Linked DNA regions of Homo sapiens: region 1 is linked to region 2. A link is an interaction called in ENCODE POLR2A ChIA-PET data of the cell type or tissue named here. Cell type or tissue: endothelial cell of umbilical vein. All regions are shown on one strand. Each heading gives the region's core, and the rest is flanking DNA. Links, peaks and the distances in the headings are about the cores only. Region 1 overlaps SIL1 (SIL1 nucleotide exchange factor). Region 2 overlaps SIL1 (SIL1 nucleotide exchange factor).

Region 1 (2,802 bases), core at 238-2,737, 190 kb before region 2:
AAAGGCTCTGGAAGCAGGCAGTGGGTGGGGAGTTTTATGAGGAACTGAAAGTATGGTTGGAGCACAGAGAGTGAGAGGAGCCAGCTGAGGTTGGAGGGGTTGGTGAGGGCAGGCCTTGTCAGCTGTGGCATGGCATTTCATATTTACCTGGAGAACAGGGGAAGCCTTTGGAGAGTTGGTGGTGGTTTTGGTGGTTTTGGATTTGCAAATGAGCAGCACCCTTTTGGACACTGGATGGATTTTGTTGAGGGAGTGAAAATGAAGATCAGAAAAGGAACATTACTGTAATAGGTTGTTTTCCTTCAGTCAGCTAAATGGCAATCTTGAGACTAATCTCCTTTAGTGTGGCCTTGTTCCTCCTGATTCATGTGCTCTCTCAGTGCCAGTAGTCAGTGTGTTGTTGGGGCACCTGGCCACTCAGCAGACATGGTGGCCCAGGGTGCCAGCACTTGGCATCTTTCCATCTGCACAGAAAAAGGCCTGGAGGTTTCAGGCTTGTCACATGTTAACGGCTGACAGCTACAGAGTCCTTTGTAACCTGCTGTGTCACCATCCCTCTCTTGGCTGTCACTACTGGGTAAGGGCTACCCCCTTCACCTTAGACCACTTAAGCCACTGACACTGGCAACTCCCAGAGATGTGATGTGCCAAGTTAGCAAAGCCAGCACCTGTGGTTTGTGTAACATTCAGTTCTGGTTGATGTAGATGTGCACATGTTCTCTCTTGGCAGCAACCAATGTCTGGAGGGCCAGAAATGGGCTGGAGTTGTTCCTCCCACTGTGTGTCCAGGAAAACTGAGGTTTAGGAGTTGCCTGTGGTATAAAGAAAACTGGGTCAGAGTTACGTGCTGCCAGACCAAGTGTTAAGTGCATGGTGGGCGGGTATAGACCCTAGACCAGACTCTTTAGTGATACTGTGGCCTTGCCCACTACTCCTTTCACTTATTCATCTGGAAGGCCATGCTGCATAGTGGTTAGGAGCTTGGCCCTTGGACTGGGGCTGACTTTAGTTAGAATCTCAGCTTCTCGGCTGGGCGCGGTGGCTCATGCCTGTAATCCCAGCATTTTGGGAGGCCAAGGCAGGTGGATCACGAGATCAGGAATTCGAAACCAGCCTGACCAACATGATGAAACCTCATCTCTACTAAAAATACAAAAATTAGCCAGGCACGGTGGTGTGTGCCTGTAATCCCAGCTACTCAGGAGGCTGAGATAGCAGAATCGCTTGAAAGCAGGAGGCGGAGGTTGCAGTGAGCCGAGATGGTGCCACTGCACTCCAGCCTGGGTGACAGAGCCAGTCTCAAATAAATAAATAAATAAATAAATAAAATAAAGGCCAGGCGTGGTGGCTCACGCCTATAATCCCAGCACTTTGGGAGGCCAAGGCAGGTGGATCACAAGGTCAGGAGATCGAGACCATCCCGGCTAACATGGTGAAACCCCATCTCTACTAAAAATACAAAAAATTAGCCGGCTGTGGTGGCGGGCGCCTGTAGTTCCAGCTACTCGGGAGGCTGAGGCAGGAGAATGGCATGAACCCAGAAAGCGGAGCTTGCAGTGAGCGAAGCTTGCGTCACTGCACTCCAGCCTGGGCGACAGAGTGAGACTCTGTCTCAAAAAAAAAAAAAAAAAAAAAAAGAATCTCAGCTTCTCCACTTGGAAGCTATGTGACCTTGGACTATTTACTTTGCTTTCCTGCCCATTAATTTTCTCAGCTCTAAATAGGGAATAATGATAGTGCCATGGTCTGAATGTGTGTCCCCTCCAAATTCATATGTTGAAACCTAACCCTCGAGGTGGTTCCTCTGGGAGGTGATTAGGTCATGAGGGCTCCACCCTCATGAATAGGATTAGTGCCCTTATAAAAGAGGCCCGAGGAGCTTCCTTGCCTCTTCTGCATGTGAGGACCCAGTAAGAAGGTGCCATCTATGAAGCAGAGATCCCTCACCTGACGTTGAATCTGTTGGCATCTTGTTCTTGGACTTCCAAGCCTTTAGAATTGTTAGCAATAAATTTCTGTTATATATAAATTATCCAGTCTAAAATATTTTTATTTTATAGCAGCCTGAGTGGACTAAGATAGAAATTGGTTCTGAGAAGTAGGGTGTTGCTATAACAGATACCTAAAATGTGGAAGCAGCTTTGGAACTGGGTAATGGGTAGAAGGCTAGAGGAGTTTTGAGGTGCATTGCCATGAAAGGAGCCTTAAGGGTAATTCCGACGAAGGTTCAGAAGAGAGCTGTAGAGAAAGCCTCCGTTTTCTTAGAGATTATCTAAGTGGTCTTGATCAGAATGTAGATAGAAATCTGGATGGTAAAGGCCCTTCTAATGGTGCCTCAGATGGAAATTAGGAACATGTTATTGGAAACTGAAGGAAAGGCCACCTTCTTATGAAGTGGCAAAGAGTCAGGGTGCAGTGGCTCATGCTTGTAATCCCAGCACTTTGGGAGGCCGATGTGGGAGGATTGCTTGAGACCAGGGTTTTGAGACTGCAGTGAGCTGTGATTGTGGCACTGCACTCTAGCCTGGGCCACAGAGTGAGACACTGTCTCACAAAAAAGGTCATAAGAGAAACAGGTCTGTAGTTTTCTTTTTTTTTTCTTTTTGAGACTGAGTCTCACTCTGTTGCCCAGATCATGCAATGGCAAGATCGTGGCTCACTGCAACCTCCACCTCCCGGGTTCAAATGATTCTCATGCCTCAGCCTCCTGAGTAGCTGGGATCACAGGCATGCGCCACCACGCTCAGTTGATTTTTGTATTTTTAGTAGAGACGGGTTTTCACCATGTTGCCCAGGCTGGTC
Region 2 (2,802 bases), core at 137-2,636:
GTTGTGCCCAAGGACAAATTGAGTCTTTCTGTTGTCTGATCCAATCTCAGGAGTTTCTGATTCTCCTGAGAAGCTGCCCTTTTCCAAGGATTTGGGGGCAGGAATTATTTTACAATGTCAAGAAGTTTGAAGTTAAAATTGTTTTTGTTTATATTTACAAATATCTTTATCTGAACAGAACTTTAAAGTAGCTCTGAAATTTTTCTTCAAGAAATGTATTTTCTTTTTGAGTGTTCCATGATGAAATCAGTCTTAATTTCAGTTCAACTAGTGTGTAAAAACACACAGTGAGTGATTATTAGTCCCCGAAGGAGGCAAGACAGATGGAGCCTAGAATGGAATTGGCTTTATGATTAATTGAATCCTTGAAGAGTTGAATAGAGTTAGAGCTGATTCTGCCCAATCAGTGCCTTGAGAGGGCTGGTGTTGTCCTGCGCCTGGGAGAGGAAAGGGTCACAATAACCCAGATTTATCCTCTATTAAAATGGATTGGATGTATGCACCAGACGGTTCCCATTTTTAAACCATTGATGCAGGATAATTGGAATGGAAACAAACAAGATTAGAACTAGATTACAGGTATTTGTGCAAGTTGCGTCCTAAATCAATCAGAGTCCGTGATTTGTTCAGAGGGTGCATTATCATTAGAGTGAATCATTGAAACTCAGAGACACATCTGGAGCTGTCCAGCCAGGAGGGGAAGCAGGGGAAGGGCAGCAGAGAGCTGCTTGGAGTTGGGAACTAGGTACAACTCCAGAGTGCTTTTCTGTCTTTCTGGGCAGAAATCTTCCAGAGAGAATTTTAATTTAATTTTGCTCTTTTTTCTTTCCAGCAGGGATGCATAATGTATAGGTTTGAAATAACTGCCTCTTTGCTATAGTGAATGGACGCTTTTTTAATGTTTGGATCAAACAGACACCTGGGGTAGCTGCTGCCTGTGGGGACCCTGCAATCCAGAGGGAGGGAAGGGAGAGGGCCTGGCGCTGTAGGTGGACTAGCCATGTTAATCACAAAGTCCATTAGGATGATGGGTGCCCTGCTGCCTTGCCAGGGAGCCTGTTAGTACAGAACATCATCTGTGGAGCTGGAGATTGCAGGGTTTGCCTTCATCAGCGGGCTCTACTTCACTGGCCAGTCGCTGAGGGAGGAAGTCCACGTTCCCGCCCACAGCTCTGCCACCACTTATCTCTAGCCATGGCCATGGGGTGGGAGGTGATGCAAATATGTACAGGGGCCCCTGACTCAGTGTGACTCTGACCTAGTCCTGAACTCAGGAGTCTGGACACATGGGATACAGTCTTGGGTCGACAGTCAGAGAACTGACTTTTAAGCCATCATTTTACTTCTGTGAGACTTTAAGTCTCTGTGAAAACAAGAGCACTAGATATGAGGTTCTTTCTGGCTTGAGAAGTGTGCCCTGAGTTCCTTCCTTCCTGAATTGTATACCCATGCCAAGTCCCTGGCAGCGTGCTGGGTTAGGCCCATAGAAGCTTCACGTGATAGGCAAGTCTCACCCTTACCTTTGAACTACACTGGTTTGTTTCTCTTCATTTTTCCATTTTGAGCTGCCGTGAGTCAGGCTGCAGGCAGCTCATTTACACAGGAGTCAGCCTGAAGGAAGGTGGCTTGAAGTCTACTTTCATTTTGTCATGGGAGGTGTTTTCCTGTGGAATCGCTAATCAGGCAGGTCAAAGGGAACCATAAGGGATCTCACTCATCCCTAGATGGAAACAAGTACAGCAAAGCCATCTCAGAAGGAGACCAAAAACACACAAAAACAACTCCCCTGACAGCATTTCTTAACTCTGGCACTCTCAAAATTGAACATACTTAAAATATCCCCAAGGGATGGAGGTGAGGTTTCTTGGTCCCACATCAGAGCTGGTGAACCAGGGCCCATGCCACACCCTTAGGATGCTATAGAGATAAGAGCTGAGCCCTGCTTCTCTTCTCCCCATGTGCCCACTGCCATGTCCTGCCATTACCTCGGCCCCTCTAGCTGCTCTGGCTGTAGCTTCCACTGCTGCCGTTGTGCCAGGCACAAATGAGTTTAATTTGCCTATTTTGCTGGTGTCCCCTTTGTGAAGAATAGCGCCTGAGAAGCATCTCATCCCCTGTGTCTGATACAGCCTTTGTTCTTATCAGAGGCATCGCCCTGCTTTCCAGCTTAGACTCAGCTGGACCCTTTGCCCACACCCTAGCTTGGGCCCTCAAGAGCAAGAAGTGGTCAGATTTTCCTTCCTGCTTTTGTCTGGGTATAAGGGGATGGTAGGGGTTGGTAATCCCACTTGGGAGGCTATGCCTGATTCTCTAGAGCTCACAGGCCTCAAGAATGCATAAGAGGCTGGGTGCAGTGGCTCATGCCTGTAATCCTAGCACTTTGGGAGGCTAAGGTGGGTGGATCACCTGAGGTCAGGAGTTTGAGACCAGCCTGGCCAACAGGGCAAAACCCAATCTCTACTAAAAATACAAAAATTAGCCAGGCATGGTGGCACATGCCTGTAGTCCCAGCTGTTTGGGAGGCTGAGGCAGGAGAATCGCTTGAACCTAGGAGGCACAGGTTGCAGTGAGCCAAGATCACCCCACTGCACTCCAGCCTGGGTGACAGAGTCTCCAGAGTGAGACTCTGTCTCAAAAAAAAAAAAACAAAAGCAAACAAAAAAAAAAACACCGTAAGAGAGGGAGGGTTGGTGGGATAGTATCAGTCCTGCCTGAGACTAAGTAATCCTTGGCATCCAGGTTCTAAGGAGTTCATTCCTCTTTTGTACTTGAGCCTGGATATTATCTCTCATCTGCCTTGAG

The links. ChIA-PET counts read pairs that join two places held together with the same protein. Peaks named below come from ENCODE experiments on the same cell type or tissue, not always from the same donor. Only the 100,000 strongest peaks of a DNase experiment are listed, where the experiment ranks them.
Region 1: POLR2A ChIA-PET joins it to region 2 with 5 read pairs; 3 of 35 experiments call an interaction of 5 or more read pairs at or near these places.

The regions. Positions count from the first base shown.
Region 1 is chr5:139,175,763-139,178,564 of GRCh38, reverse strand. The region is part of intron 1 of SIL1 (SIL1 nucleotide exchange factor); the gene reads left to right. Among named protein-coding and RNA genes, the nearest start is that of SIL1, 21 kb to the left of the region's middle. In endothelial cell of umbilical vein, for the core only: no CTCF peak of the experiment used is centred there; no DNase peak of the experiment used is centred there.
Region 2 is chr5:138,984,199-138,987,000 of GRCh38, reverse strand. The region is part of intron 7 of SIL1 (SIL1 nucleotide exchange factor); the gene reads left to right. Among named protein-coding and RNA genes, the nearest start is that of LRRTM2, 110 kb to the right of the region's middle. In endothelial cell of umbilical vein, for the core only: no CTCF peak of the experiment used is centred there; a DNase peak (open chromatin) is centred at 1,470.